Linked DNA regions of Homo sapiens: region 1 is linked to region 2. Evidence: chromatin loops called from intact Hi-C (ENCODE). Cell type or tissue: dorsolateral prefrontal cortex. All regions are shown on one strand. Links, peaks and the distances in the headings refer to the core of each region. The heading gives the core; the rest is flanking DNA.

The links. Peaks named below come from ENCODE experiments on the same cell type or tissue, not always from the same donor. Only the 100,000 strongest peaks of a DNase experiment are listed, where the experiment ranks them.
Region 1: it touches region 2 in a loop (6-fold over the local background); 10 of 110 quality-filtered maps call a loop at or near these places.

What each region holds. Positions count from the first base shown.
Region 1 is chr4:95,157,736-95,165,840 of GRCh38, reverse strand. UNC5C (unc-5 netrin receptor C) reads left to right here. Exons shown (of 16, transcript NM_003728.4): 16 at 1-3,337. BMPR1B (bone morphogenetic protein receptor type 1B) reads right to left here. Exons shown (of 13, transcript NM_001203.3): 13 at 7,393-8,105. Among named protein-coding and RNA genes, the nearest start is that of UNC5C, 390 kb to the left of the region's middle. In dorsolateral prefrontal cortex, for the core only: no CTCF peak of the experiment used is centred there; no DNase peak of the experiment used is centred there; H3K27ac peaks cover 1,846 bases.
Region 2 is chr4:95,522,283-95,530,387 of GRCh38, reverse strand. The region is part of intron 1 of UNC5C (unc-5 netrin receptor C); the gene reads left to right. Among named protein-coding and RNA genes, the nearest start is that of UNC5C, 23 kb to the left of the region's middle. In dorsolateral prefrontal cortex, for the core only: no CTCF peak of the experiment used is centred there; no DNase peak of the experiment used is centred there.

The DNA of each region.
Region 1 (8,105 bases), core at 2,083-4,582, 360 kb after region 2:
TTGAAGAGTTGTCATTTTTAACACTTATGGTTTTCATTGGGGTTTGTATACTTTAAATCTCCTTTTAGTTCCTTAATATTTATCTTTGGAAATGTAAGAAGTATCTGCTTAGAAAGAAATAAGTCTTATATATGCGAATGGAATACTATGTCTAGGGAAGAGAAAATTGGGGTTGTTAATCAAAGGGAAGAAAGCAGCTTCTTTTCTGCTGAATTTGGGAATCCAAAGGCAGAGGTTTCATCCTGTTTTTATTTTCTTCTTATCACACTCTTTCAAGTTTCCTTAATGTATCTGGAAGGAATAGAAGTTGGATTCAGAATTGATAACTGGCATGGTGATGACAAACCTGTGTAACACCAAGGTTCTCACAGCTAACAGCTGTTTCACAAACGGCATCTTCCAAATGAACAGTCACCTCTGCTATGCAGAAAACCCCCATCCTGCTGTGAGCAAGTTAGGCTCTTCAAGAACTGGACAACTTTTGGGTGAGGTGTTCAATATCAAACTGCATAATCATTAGCCATTTTCATATATACTATTTTATAGATTTAAGTCTCTCAACTATCAAAAAGTAGAGCGATTTTCAGGAGAAAAAAGTCGTGGGGACTGAGTTCAGGACACCCTGAAACTATGCGACCAGTAATTTTTTTAAGGTATTTTTTCCTACAAGTAAGGTATCTGAAAAGTCAACGTTTTGAGGGTGGAATCAAGACTTTTCACTTCTCCTGGCAAAGAGCAACAAGGCTCTTGTCTCGTGTCCTTCTGTGTGTCTCTGTCAGGATCACAGCAGCTGTGCTCTTGGTCTGCTTACTCCTCTGTAATCCACGTATGCAGAAGGGAGTTAATAAGGTGATCACCATCTCCCCAGAATTCAAAGGTCTTTGCCTCTATAAGGTCTGCCCCTATGGGGCCAGGAAAATATAAACCTATATAAGGACTTGCAAGAGAGCATAAAGAAGGTAGAAAAGGTTTACTTGTTGGGTTTTCAAGCCTTCAAGTTGAATGAGTCTTAGCTTTTGCTGGGCAGTTGTTCTGGACAAGTCATCAGTTTCATGTGGAGAACTCAGTGTAAGCCCAAGGCTAATGAATGAGAGGGGTCCCATGGAAACACAGCTGAAATGAAATGGGACTTTATCCATCTTCTTTGAGAATGGAAGAGCTTTTGTGAAGCAGTACATCATTGCTCAAGATAATGGTTGATAAGCATTAGATTTTATAGATCTAATAAGGAAAATATTTTATTATCTCAAGTTAACAAAACATTTTTTTACCTCTCGAGTGCCTCATAGGACCAACTATTACTCTTTGGCTTTTATTTTTCTTTTTGTATTATTTTTATATATTCTTTAACCTTGCTGAGCTAGTATTGACTGAAATCTTTAGAACTTTGCCTCTGGGCAATGAAGTAATGTTTCTCTACCCTAAGATATCTATTTGTATAATCTCTGGCTGTAATGATCACTTTGGAAGATTTCCTTTGCATCTCTAATTATTTCTTTTTAATGGAATAAGGCATAAGGGGGAATAAATATATTGTAACCAATGTTATGTAAACCCATATCCATACAGGCCAGGAAAGCCAAATGAAGTCATTTCCAGAATTCTAGTGTGAAAAACCTATTTTTGAAAAGTGGGGAGATGGCTTTGTGTAGAACTGGGTGGGTTTTCTCTGCAGACTAAGTCTAGCCATGAGCTTCCAGATCCTTTAGTTTTATCAGCCTTGTGCTTACCCCATTTTCATAAATGCTACTTTAACAGCCAGTCTTCATAAGTCATGGTTCCTAGGTTTTCCTGTCACCTCATTGTATTCATCTGTGGTAGGATATTAACGGGCTCATTCAACCAAATGTAATGTGTGCCTCAGACCTATTTAGCATGGTTGGGGGGCATCAGCAGGACAAACCAACAGGTACTCCGCAAGTGTACTGGCACAGCAAGCCCACCAATTATTAGCAGCTCTTCATCAGCCTGCTGTCTACTCAGACGCTTGCCTACTGAAGGGACCTGTCCAGAGATCTTCTGGAATCCCAGGTTGGGAATCTCTGCAGAATGTCGTGACAGTTGTGGCCCAACTAGCTTCTGAGTAGAAACAAGGAAGCTACCCTGAGATATAGTCAGCTGCCCACCTGCCATAGTATTTGCTACTGAATGCCAGCCTTTTAACATACCATTTCAGATTTGTCCTTCAACAAAAATATAAATTGCAAGTCATACCATTTAAGGGTCTTTTACAAATATGTCTAAATTGTGTGTCATTTTTAAGTTCCAAAGGTCTACTGGACTAAGTACTATCAGACCAGCTGTAGAACCTGATGGCGCTGATCCGGGGTGGAATAACCCTCAGTACTGGTGTGTAGAAGATGAATTGTAGGCAGGTTTTGCTGATCAGCAGCCTAAGGATTGATGGGCTCTCTTTTGGCCTCTGATCCTGAGCACTATGGAGGCAGCATCAGAGAATGGGGACCTGAGCTACATAGGTTCTCAATGTTAAAACAACTCTGTTCGGAGTGACATATAAGAGCAAGAAATCTACAGCTGGTGTAAAATACCTTTGCCTTTTCTATCCCGAAAGTAACAAATGGCATCTGTACATGTAGGGGTAAAAACTCAGATGTCTACTCCTCCAGGCCATGGACAAGAAAAAGTACAGCAGTCAGAACAGTGGAACAAGTGATTTGCATTCTCTTCTTCACGCTTTCCTAGATCTGCCATTGGTAGCGCAGCCCTCGCCCTCCAGACATAATGCATCGAGCCCAGTTGCAGGGAACATCACTGTGTGTGTGTGATGTCATGGTGTTATATGTGTTGAGTTTAATGTTGAGCTGAAGCAAGTTGGTGACCTTCCTCTTTGCTCTTTGTAAAGAAGACACCAATGTTTGTCAGAGAAAAATCCCCAGCAGTCGTGTTGAAGAGGCAGTGTCATCCACCTACTGTCCCCTTTGGAACAGTTCAACTGCAGAAAGGTCGGATTGAGGTTTTGTGCTTTGTCGTTTTTCTTTTTTAAACAAAACATGACAACCTTGGCTTTTCCGATATGGAACACTTTTGTTGTTGTGGAGTTCCCTCTTGCTGTATCTTCTATGCAATTCCTTTTCTAAAAAAACCCCCCGGCAGAGGCAGAGTGCCCTCCGGATATCTGTCCGGCGCCTTGCTGAGTGGTGGAGGTGAGGGATACCAGCTCCGGGTGTGCCTCTTTTCTCTCCCTGGCTGCCAATCCTGATTTTCCCTGCAGTCCCCTTGGTTTGTAAATTGCCTGCATTTATTCTGTCAGCCAACATGTACAAAATGTAAGAAAGAATTTTTAAACAGGTAATAAATTATATTTATAAGCAACAAAGTGCTGCCTCCTTCACTTAATAACAAGGTTCTCTTGCGTGTTCAGAGCTGCCACGTGTTTCTTCGGTGGGACAGAAAGGCTTTGGGTCCTGCGTGGATGGTGATCACAACCTCCTGCAGGCACAGGATGAGGTTTTAGCATGGTGCTACTAAAAAATCAGCTGCACACTGGAATCACCAGAGAGGCCTTAAGAACTAACGCCAGGGTCACACCTCCAGAGATTCTGATGGAAGTGGTCTGGGGGTAGCCTGGGTCTTGGGTGTTAAAAGCTCCCGGGTGGTACTAATGAGCGGTTAAGGGTGAGAACCAATGTCTTAGAACTTCTGCAGAATTCTCTGGGGCGGGAGCTTCTAAATAGAGTGTCAAGCCCTGCCCCCAGAGATCTGATTTTAAATGAAGCTTGCAAACAACTATACTAATAGGTAGGAAATGAAAGGTAAGCAACTACCAGCAGAGGAGTTCAGCTTGGTACAGGACTGCTGGCCACTGCCTTAGGGCGAGCAAGCCAAGGGCTCCAGCTGTGAGGTGCGAAGCAGCTGTGAGGCTGAAGACTAGAATCAAAGACAGCCCTGTCCTCCATGAGAGAACGACCTGGAGACACTTCCTTAGATGGACTGCCACCTGCCCCCACCCCTCCCCTCAGCCTCCGTGGCTGAAGGGTGTAAGCAATTGCCCAGCACTGAGAAGCTGGTCCATGCCATGGGCTGGAAGAAAGTGACTTAAAACAATCCATGCTGGGATCATGAATTCAAATGTTTCTCCAAGGCTAAGGAAGTAATGGAAATATATAAACTGGAACCTGGGTAAAATCAAAGGGAGATGTAAGGGCTGCAGCTGAGCCAGAGAACTCAAATTCCATATAAAACAATGAAAATACAATGAAAACAATAAAACACAAACAAAAACTGTACTTTACATAGAAAACCCATGGTGGCAAAGGCTCAGCCCTGTTACCAGACCACTAACCCCTAATTAGAAGCTTTGGTAGCTGAGATTCCTGCTGAGAAGGCCTTACCTAGGATGGCATGCAAGCATTTTCAAAGACTTCACTGAGGGCCCAACCTAAGCCCCTGTCTCTCAGTGGAGGTCCCTGGAGAGTTCTGAAGCTTGGCCTCCCTCTGCTCCTGTCTCTCAGTACCAGCATACAGGTGCCAAGCAAAGAACCTTCAGCAGCCCCAGAGATCCCCACAGCTAAGCTCAGATCAGAACCTAGGGTAGAAATTAGAAATTACTTTGCAGAGACAAAACTTCTGAGAGTGCAGTCATCTGTACTTTGCTGCTGTGACCAGATGGAGACAACAAGCTTGCAACTTACAAAATGACCAATGCCAACAAAATAACCTTTTTTCCTCAGCTGAGATTTACTGTCAGTATGCCTGTGAGTTCTGCGAAAAGTTTAACTTGAGCCCATGACACACAGAAGTGGGGTGTACAGAAGGTGGGAGAGATGTACCAATAGCAAATCTCAGCTGGTTTTAAATGTTGCTAATTGTAGATCCTGCTAAACTAATGGCAGGAAGAAAAAGCAGCATTGGCCAGGCACAGTGGCTCACGCCTGTAATCCCAGGACTTTGGAAGGCTAAGATGGGGAGATCACTTGAGCCCTGGAGTTTGGGACCAGCCTAGGAAACATAGTGAGGACTTGTCCCTACTAAACATAAAATTAGCCAGCCATGGTGGTGCATGCTTGTAGTCCCAGCTACTTGGGAGGCTGAGATGGGAGTCACTTGAGCCCAGGAGATCGAGGCTGCAGTGAGCTATGATCATGCCACTGCACTCCAGCCTGGGCAAGACAGAGTGAGACCTTGTCAAAAAAAAAAAAGAAAGAAAGAAAGAAAAAAAGAAAAAGAAGAAAGAAAGAAAGAAGGGAAGGGAAGGGAGGGAGGGAAGGAGGGAGGAAGGGAGGGAGGAAGGAGGGAGGAAGGGAGGGAGGGAAGGAAGGAAGGAGGGAGGGAAGGAAGGAAGGGAGGGAGGGAGGGAGGGAGGGAGGGAGGGAAAGAAAGAAAAGAAAAGAAAAGAAAGAAAGAAAAAAAAGAAAACAGAGGAAGGAAAGAAAGAAAAGAAAGAAAGGGGAAAGAGCAGTATTTCTGAGCACCTGTGATGTACCTGGCATGGGCCCTCACATAATTCAGACACTCATCTTATTGGTTCCTCACAAGAGCGCGAAGAGGTGGGAATTTACAGGTGGGAAGACTGGGCTCAGATTATGTACTTCCAAAGAATGAAAAAAGTGGAAAATGGTGGAATTTAAGCAGGTCAGTCTGAATTCCAGCATCAGGATGCACTCTTTTGACACAAGTGCAGCTGGCTAACCACCACCAATCTCACGCAAACTCTTCATTCTCTCTGCGTCAGACGCAAACCTTCCTGCACTCTCCACTCCCCAGACAATTTTGGGCTTCCCTGGTCCTGATCCAATCTCCAATGGATCCCCTCACAAACCAAACTTCTCATTCTGCCCTCCAGGGTCCACAATGCTTGGAACAATAGCCCTAACACATTCCCTCCCCTTTCGCAGAGGTGACAATTCAGGGGCAGCAGCAACAGCCTCCTCCTTCCACATCTCAAATACTCCACAGCTGGGAGGCAGGTGGGGTCTTTCTCATACAAAACTGCTGATTCCAGATTATTGCATTAAAAACTCAATGCTTTGCATGTCAGGCCTCCCGGCTCAGCTGGCCAGCCCCTCTCTCTGCCTCTCACTGCCTGCGTCCCTTCCCATTCTCCTGTGGCACTGGAGAATTTTGCCTCACAACCTTCCTCTCCCAAGACTGCCACCTTCAAAATCCACGAAGACAACAAATCTAAAGGCCAGGATTTGGGTTCCTCTTTCATCACCAACAATGTTGCCTATGAATTAAATTCACCCCCTCCTGCGATCACACTCTCAGCTGCTCCCCCTCTGAAATCTGACCACAGCCTCTCTCTCAGTAACTGTGGAGATACCACCTCCGCCCCCGCCCCATCAGGATTCCCTGTCCTGGGACCTGGGTTTTTGTTTTGTTTTGTTTTGTTTTTTGTTTTTTTTTTTTTGGTCTGTTAGCTCCTCTAATTAATTCCTTCCCTCCTCTGGTCCATCAGCCCCTTGATAGTAATAATTCTTACCTTCCATGACCTGTTGCTGCGTTTGCATGATAAACCAGTACCCTGAATGAATCCTATCTTCGTTGTCTCTATACCTGTATTTGGGTTGCTGACAAAAAGATAAAAAAAATCATAAACCACAAGAAAAGTGGCACTATGAATTTCTGTTAATACTATAGTTGAGCACTTACCACATGCTTGGTGCATGGATTATGTCATTTCATCTTCAGAACAACTCCAGATAGTGGATATTAACATCATTCTCATCTTCAAGGGGAAGAAACATCTTCAAGGGGAAGAAACTGACCACAGCCCCTCTCTCAGTAACTGCGGAGATACCACCTCCGCCCCATCAGGATTCCCTGTCCTGGGACCTGGGTTTTTTGTTCGTTTGTTTGTTTGTTTGTTGGTCTGTTAGCTCCTCTAATTAATTCCTTCCCTCCTCTGGCCCATCAGCCCCTTGATAGTAATAATTCTTACTTTCCATGACCTGTTGCTGCATTTGCATGATAAAGAGGTCAAAATGTGCCCAGTCACACAACTGAGGGAGTGAGGGAAGCTGGATTCACACCAACAGGCCACCTGGCAGTCCCAAGTCTACGCTTGGCCACTGTGCCACAGTCAGCTTCAGGAAGCCTAACCTGGCCCTCAGAGTTGCCCGTAACCATCTGGCTCTTTCCCCATCAAGCTGTAATTTTCCAGTGCAATTTTAAACCTTCTTCACTTCTCTTAAACCACTGACTTCCCTGCCTTTCCCCTCACTCTCAGTAGATGACTGTGTTTCCTTCACAAAGAAAGTAGAAGCCATCAGACCATTTCTCTTGTCCTCCTGCCATGAAATGTGAAAAACTTACCTGCATCTGCCTCCTTCATGGTGCCTTCCCACCTGCTACAATGGGATATTTTCAAAGATAATAAATAAATAAATAAATAAATAAATAAATAAGCACAACTATAACATAACAGTCATGTTTTTTTCCAAGGGGAGAATGAAGCCATTTTATTTAGGGGAATGTTAAAACAAAGCCATATACAATCTGTAACAAATACAATACAATTGTTTGTTCCCTAGTCCTGAATAATTACAGTATATACAAAATCTGTAAGGCACTGGTTCCCCCAAAAGAACAAATGAGTCTTCTTGTGAAACAGACAACGAAACCCCTATATTGCCAACTTTTCTCCAAAAAATATGGCATTGTTTTTTTGTTTTGTTTTACAAGAGGAATCACAATTGCTAAATTAAGTCACTTCTGATGCCATTTCTTTCATTTCCACTGCTATGTGTCTGGGTTTTCTAAGGCAATGTAACTACTGAACATGTTCAAGTTTAAAAAACTATACTTCTCTCAGTGCCGTTCCACCCACAAACAAAGAAGAATCAGATCAGACCAACAACATAAAACTTCTAATGAATATGTATGACTGTAGGAACATGAAATTCAGTCATTATTAAGTACTTGCTATACTTGACTACACACCAATTGAAATGTGTCAAAGAATTCCCTGTAAATAAAATCTCAGCATGTTTTCTAAGAAGCTTTCTGTTTGGGGAATTCAAAAATGGGCACTAATGACTTTTGAGCAGTGCTTTCCAGGAGGTCAAAGGCCTGTTTCCTCATACATAATGGTCATAGCACTCTTTTTGTGATTTAACAATCTACACACTTTTATAAATAAATAT
Region 2 (8,105 bases), core at 1,945-4,444:
GAACACCTCCTAATGGAGAGGGGAGTCATGATATATCTGTATGACCCCATTCATTACCAGATGTGCTTAGCATATATTTTTGGAAATACTTATTTTCCTGCCTAATGCTAACTATATATTTATCATTATGAAAACAAATGGAAAAGTCAATCATTCACTGCACTTGCCAGAAATGCCTTCAGCTCCCACAATAGTTATATGTCAGAATCTTGCCCCACTTAAAAGCAAGACAGAAAATTTATTCTGGAAATTTACCAGGAGAGACCAACCCTCAAAAATGTAAAGGAAAATATCTCTGTAGCTAAATAAAAATAAACTTAAGTCACACTTGATGCATTACACTTAAGATAGCCCCATCTAAAAATATATATGCAAGTTGCAGAGCATTTCAGTTGTTGTTCAAAGTGGACACCAAATATGGAAGACAGATTCAAGAATTACCTAAACTTCGGTGGATTAAAAAAGGAGTGTAAAATTTTTATGATTTGTCATTTGTCTGCATATTTTGACTTATTTGGAATTCTTTTTTCTTACATTGTCAAGTAAATTAAACTAAGCCTGACATTAGGCACACAGTTTATGTAGTTGTAACAAAGCATCAAAGTAATTGAATTCTCGCTAGGGAATTTTTAAATTAATTTATTATTACCATTTTTTTTTTGAGACAGGGTCTCGCTCTGTTACTCAGGCCGAAATGCAGTGGTGCGGTCACAGCTCACTGCAGCTTCGACCTCCTGGACTCAAGCAACCCTCCTGCCTGAGCCTCCTGAGTAGCTGGGACCTACAGGGATGCACCACCCTGCCTAGCTGATTTTTTAGTTTTTTGTAGAGATGGGGTTTTGCCATGTTTCCCAGGTTGGTCTTGAGCTCCTGGTCTCAAGCAGTGTACCTGCCTGGGCTCCCAAAGTGCTGAGATTACAAGCATGAGCCACTGCACCTGGCTGGTATTCTAAAATTTATATGAGGATAAATGTGACTAGAAGTATAGATGTGGAACTTTGTATATATATATTTTTTATGTATATATATAATATATATATACACATATATACATATAAATATATATACACATATATACATATAAATATATATACATATATACATATAAATACATACATGTAATGTATTCTCTCAAATCACAATTCAGTTTAGTTTTTTTAATGGAGGAAAAAAATCAGTACAGCTGAGATGAATCCAATTCTGGAAGTATTAGTTAGTATATCCCATAGAGAGAAATGAGACAGAATAGCATAACATATGGTACCTGCCTTTAAGAAACTTAAAATCTTGTCAGGATGATAAAATATTACAGATAAAATGTATAAAATCATAAGCTGGTAAACGGATATGAAAAAAATGAATAAAAATATTTTGGAAGAGATTAAAGGAGAGATAAATGTGCTTTGTTAACTTTCTGCTGGAATGAACTATTACCTAATTTTCAGAAAAAAAAATCAAGTAACAACTTTCATTGCCTTTAATAAGAACTGTTCTTTTAACTCACAGAGGCTACTGGAAGTGTTTTGTTACAGCCATGTACAGTTATATCCTCTCATCGCCTCTTTCCATTTTCTTCACCTTTCAACTTGAGAGCCTATCTTCCCTGGGGCCTCTCCTTTTAACAGCTCTTGTCTTTACCTTGAAGTGGGGAGCTGCACAGAGTCCCTGTCTCTAATTTCTTGAGTCGCTCTCTACTTGGCTCTCCCAGGGTTATACTACATTTCTGCAGTGCAAAATGGGCCTCCAATCCAAATTTAGCTGTTTTATTACATACTCTGTAGCTAAGCCACTTTAGGCCAGACATTACCACATCTCTCAGCAACAGAGTTTGAGTTTGTCAAGTTGTGCACATTTGTTGTCTCCTTTAAAATACAGTTTTACGTCTTTTAAAACTTGTTTGGATTTTGAGTAATGGTCTCATTGGTCCTCTGATGTTTACAAAATGATGTCAGTGCTTGAAGGTAAATGGTGGCAACGTTAGATATTTCTCCTTTTCCTTGAAGGCCGTATGAAGGGAGGGAGACCCCAGTGCATGAATCTCCATGGGTGCGAAAATTGATAGAGTTAAGCACAAGCAGCCTGTAGAACTACTTCAAAGTCAGTTTTAGAAATTTCTATAATTAACTAGAATTCTTCAGGTAAGTTCAAATCAAAGGGGCTAGAGGACTTTGTATGAAGGACTCTGAAAATTAGATTTTAAATTCAAAACATAAGAATGTTTTGCCTAACAGCTTTCACAAATAAGTTTCAAAACATAAACAGATTGTTAAGAGATATATATTAATTTTAAATTTGATCATGTAATAATTTTTAGAACTGCAATTTCCTTACTCTGTAATCCTCCCACTAGTAAAAGCTTTTTGAACTTTTTCTTATGTCTTTGTCATTTGGAAAAACTAAGAGTATTTTTAGAGTAAACAGTGTATAGGATGCCCATGAATATTTCTGAAGCTCTGGTATTTTCTAGTTTTAGGAATAGGAATGTTGAAAACAAAAATGTGGGAGGAATATAGGGGAATAGTGTAAAGTGATTTTGCAATATAGTGTCAGAGCCATGCCTGTGGTAGGCTTTTATTAAAAATTTCTCCATCAATTGCATTAAAAAAGTAAAGAAACTTCATATTCTAGATTAATAAGAAAATCACCCCACATTCTCTCAAATAAAGTTTGCATAATTCCTATGAAATTGCATTCTTTTCATTTGGCATGGAAATTATATGTCCATAAAAATAAATTTCATTTTTCTTTAAATAGGTAAAAATAGTAATTACAAAAGCAATTATAAATCTTTACTATGTTAAATATATATGCACACAACTATGTATTGAATTGACAGCTATATGATAGCAACATAAAGACCATGAGGAAAGACGGAGGCTGAGAAATACTCCAATATTTAAAAAAACTCAAGTTTGCACAGCTTACCAATTAAGTATCAGGAGTCTTTCTTTAATTTATCAAATCAGTTTGGTCACACTGATCAGAAGTCCTGATTTGCAGTTGTATATTTTTGTGATTTAAAGTGAGTTAATTTATTATTTCCCAGTAAATGCAATTTATTAAGCATGAAGTATAAAACAATGTCAAAGGCAGGAAAAAATGTTTCAAAGTCCTAAGTGAAGTAAAATTAGGCAAATACTATTAACGTGTGTGATGCGTTTTTGTTGTTACTAATATATTGGGAATTGAAATTGACAGCATCTCTTGAGTTCAGTTAATTTTTGTCACTGGATTGTAAAAGTAACTTGTTTGAGGATCTTCATTTTTAGGAAGTTTGTGAATAGGGTAAATGCATGGGTATATTAACTCATTTAAATACAGAGTTTTGCGTTTGATTTTTAAAATATTGTCACTTAACTTGAAACTTTATCCTAAAAAGCTATCATACTATGCCTGTATTAAAGACATGTTTTGCTTTGTATTATTGGTTTCTTTTAGTGCTACATATTCTTTTAATAAAATTCAACTTTCAGCTAATTTTATTTATTAAGGACTTAGTAGAAATAATTATTCTTTTGTGTTTTTATTGTTACTTTGTACTATTGGTAACACAACCATGTTAAAATCATTTTTTTTCAATCCACATGAGTAGTTTCATAGAAATACAGAACAAAATTCACATTGTGAAACATATTTTAAATTTGGGAAATGAGAAGACCATTTAGGCCCCATATTCAACTTTTTTTTTAACTTTAATTCATTATACAATGTTTAGAATATAGTTTTTTGTGGTGATTATTTAAATACTCTGGGATTTAATTTGCCTTTGAAGACACAAATTAAAAACTTGATAGATAATGGAAATGAGACATTTGTATTACTTACTAATTTGGTAATTTTAACCTATTTCTGGCCATTTTTTGTTATTGCTTAGTAGACTTAAATTTAAAGTATAGCTTGACTAAAATTAGTGTGGAAGAATATTTATTTACACTTTGTATTGTAAATCTTCCTTTTAGAGCATTTTCTTCAACAGGTTCATTCTTATTAAACCTACATGTCTGTCTATCTACAGCGCTGCATGAAAGATTGGGTGCATTATAGTGACTCAGAGGTAGGGAGACCACATAATTTATTGCCTAAATTGGGTCATTTTTGTGCAGGAAAGGGAAAGTTATTAATAATTGTTCCTTTACAAGTATAAACTGAGATTGTCCTGGGTAAACAAGATGGATAATCACCCTACCAGGACACTGCAAGATCATGTAATACCTTCTTAATCACTAGGGGAAAAGTTAGATCATGCTCACAGTGGATTTAGAATTAAATGTACTATATTCTGTGTCTTTGAAAAGTCGTTGCCCTTTCATGAATTTGAAGAAAATAATTGATTAGTCAGAACAGTTATCTTCTTGCCCATGTCAAATAACAGAGTATGCTTTACCTGTGCACCTTTAGTCTTTCATTAAGCCTATTCGAATTTTTAAAATTAAATGTGTTTTAGAAAGTAACACAGTTGGCTTCTTATGACAGATGATTTTTCAAAAAGCCTAGAAATTAAGATTTGTTAAACCGGGAACAAGACAAACCTAGAATCTATTTTGCCAGAGTTGATATAGCCCCCTTACCTCCCATTCTTGTTAGCTCTTATTCCACCACTGGGAATTGTCACTAATTGACTGTCACTTTTGAGTAGAGTAGTTACTCTATACAACAACAGAACACAAAACAGAGAAAACCTTGACAGTAACTTTCTGTAAAGTTTATTTGCTTGACACTTCCACATCCAGTATCTTGGACTTTGGCAAGATATATTAGCTGTGTATGTCTTTTTTTTTTTTTTTTTTTTTTAAGAAATAGGCTTTGCACACTGCTATGAAAATTGAATATGGGTTTTTTAATGTACTGTCTTAGGTGAGAACTTGAGTATCACATTTCGAGTTACATGTATTTCACATCTTTTTATCTTGTGGGATTTACAAAAATCATTTGATTAAAAATTTCTAGAATGAAAAACACCAGCATAAATCTTGACTGAATAGAAAGAGTGAATAATGATAAGTACCTGGAGTCATGAGTTTCAAAACGTAGTTCTGCAAAGTTATAAGAGTATATGGCTGGAATTTTGCTCAAAGAGAATTATAAAGCAGATATAATTTATTTTAGTACTTGAGCATTCCTAGGTATTTTAGGCAGAAGAATAAACTTGAGGGAAACAATTAGTTCTATTTACTCAGTTAGAACTAATGCATTAGGCCAGCAACACAGGGGAGTGCATTCTCAGAATTGCTGCTCTTATGTATGTTAAACTTCCTTTTGGCATTTGAGCTTCCAAATGTATCCCATCAACTCTGTGTGCAGTGTTTCTTTTTTTGACAGGAGCATTTGGAGGGAGGGCTTTCTCTAATTCAACCAGGCTTCGGTGACCCATTAATTTGGCATCATTTTTAAAAAAGAACAAATGAGAAACTGAAACCCAGATGGGGAACTGACTTGCCTTGTGTTCAGAAACTTGACCTACCCAGAACATATATTTTACAGATGAGGAAACAGACCCCCATAGAGCTCAGAGTTCACACAGGAGTTAATGTAGAACTGGGGCTACAACTCATGTTCCTTGGCTCCCGGTTCCAGCTGCTTTCTACCACACAGCACTGCATCTTCAGCTGCCCCCATGCAGATTTATATTGCATGCCTCTGAGTCTTATGCTTCCTTGGCAAACCAGGCAGTCGCAAGCTCCAGTGCCTACTGGGACCAATGAGGTTACGTGAGTAAGTGGGCTGAATGTAGTACAACAGATTCTGCTGGAAAGTGTGGTGATCTGGAGAGCACATGTCCCGTCTAAAACAAAAGACTCCAGGTTCTCACTGCAGGAATATGGGCCCAATATGGTGGCAGCTTCCAGTTTTCCAAGAAAACCCAGATCTCAATTTTTATTTTAAATGTCTTATGCAGGACAGGCCAAAGAACATGCATGCAGGTGGATATTTGCCAGCTGCCTGACAGATTGCAGCCTCCACTTAAGTGCATGTTTCTTATCTCCCTAACAGCAGCAATAATAATCGCCCCTGTTGCATAAAACATGCAAGGCATCATTTATGTCTTATCTCTTTTAATCCTCACAATAACCCAGAGAAGTGTTGAAGATGAGGCACTGAGGCTCTACCAGTTTGAAGTAATGTACCAAAGTCAAACTTAGCTAAATGCAGGGTTAGGATTGAAACATAGATCTGTCTGATCCCACAGCTTTCAATCTTACCCTAACACCCTTAGCCTTCCTGATGCTTCATCCATTGCTGGTTGAATTAAAGCTACCAAAAATCTATAGAGTTTTTCAAAGTCCATTTCAATTCAACTTTTCCAACATGTTTTTAAACGTGTATTGAATCATCACTATGCAAAAAGGATTGTGTGCTCTGAAGAGGACCAAGATAATTTCTAGAATTTAAATCACTTCTCTCGTGCATTAAACTTCCAACTGCTCATTTTGTTGGCTTCTACTTGGGCTGACATCTATTTCTTCTTATTTTTCTTCCAGGAAAAAAAATCAATAAATTATTTGTGAACCTTTTATAGAAATGGAATTAAAGCTTTTAAAATTTTTATTAGGGGATTGATACTTTTGACATTTATTTCTAAAGGTAACATTGTTTGAATTTGATTTATTATGTATTTGGTAATTGGAATGCTAAGTGACTACGTTTACATGTGTTTTTTTGTAGTACATGGTTTTAACAGCAATTGTAAAAATTATTTTGTTATTAATTATCTTGTTCTTTCAACTTCCAATATAGCAACATCCTAGTCACTTTGGTGAAACTAGCAGAATAATTTTTTGAAAATTGATTTCTAATATTTTTATTATTTTTTCTCTCTCTCCCTCTCTAGTACAGCCATGCATTCTTTCACAAGCTATACCCCTAATCAGTTGCATAGACACGTTTCATTCCAACTACAGTCATAACTTTTCATCTATCCTAGTGCCCGTTTCTGCTACGTGCAGAGATGATCAGTTATGTCAAAAGAAAGGTGATGGGAAATCTCTAAGGAATGGACACACAGTGGATGCTGTTGCTTTCCTGTCCTATCTCCTTTACTGGCCCAGTGCACACATCCCCCAGCTGCTGTCCTGTTGGCGGCTAAAGGCTCACAGCTGCCCCCTTCTCCCCTCTCCAAGGAATCTCCTTTGACTGAAGCAAGAGCTGCTTTGCCTGGTAGGTTTCCTCAAGGTGAGAACAATTCTGTTGGGCAGTTCATGCTCCAGAGGGTCCAGAGGCTTGGTGAGGCTGAAGCTTGCCTCTGGTGGAGACCACATTCTTGCTCAGCCCCTCCTCTGCCCTATCCTGACCATCTCACTCTCCCCCTTTCCTGTGGGTGTCCCTAGGTGAGTCACATTCACAGACTCCCTCTGTGGAGCTCTTCTTTTAGGGAATCCAGGCAAAGATAAGACAAGGTACCCATCAGTGTTGATGAAACACACTGTAATTTTCTAGAAAATGTGCCTGCAACTGTGGGGCACTTTCGTTTCTTGTGCTTTGCTCTGGTCCCTGGCATTGCAGAAGACCAGAAACCACAGATCTTGGAGTGTTTGAATAGAACAATTACGAGAACATGTGACATAGAATACAGGATAGTCTCCCCAGCAGTTCCAAGCACAGATAAAAACTCACTATTAGGAGAAAAAGAAAGAAGAGGTTAAGATTAAAATATTGTAATGATTTCAAAAATTATTCTGGGGACTATAAAGCCCTTTGTATTGAAGGTTAATGGTGATAAGAGAATTTACTGTGATTTTAGAGGTTGACTCTCAACTCTGAACTTTTAAAGACTAATTAAAAAGTCAGGATACTTTCTTTTCACCATTGATTTTTTTAAGCTTTTTTTTGTGTGTAGGTTGCTTTTCATGTTAACTTCTTCATAAAGATGAAATTGTTAAAATTTTAATATAACCTCTCATTCTGTAATTTCTCTCCCTCTCTTCCTCCCAAACCTCTTCTCTCTCTCCCTCATGTCTCTCTCTCATGCACACCTGTGTATGCTTTTACTTTTATATCTTCATTCAGAATAGCTTTCATCCAGCCTAATCTATTTTTACTGAAAGAAATATTAGCATTGCACTTTAAAATCGATTGTTTAAAGCTCCTGCCCATTTGGAGGGTACCAA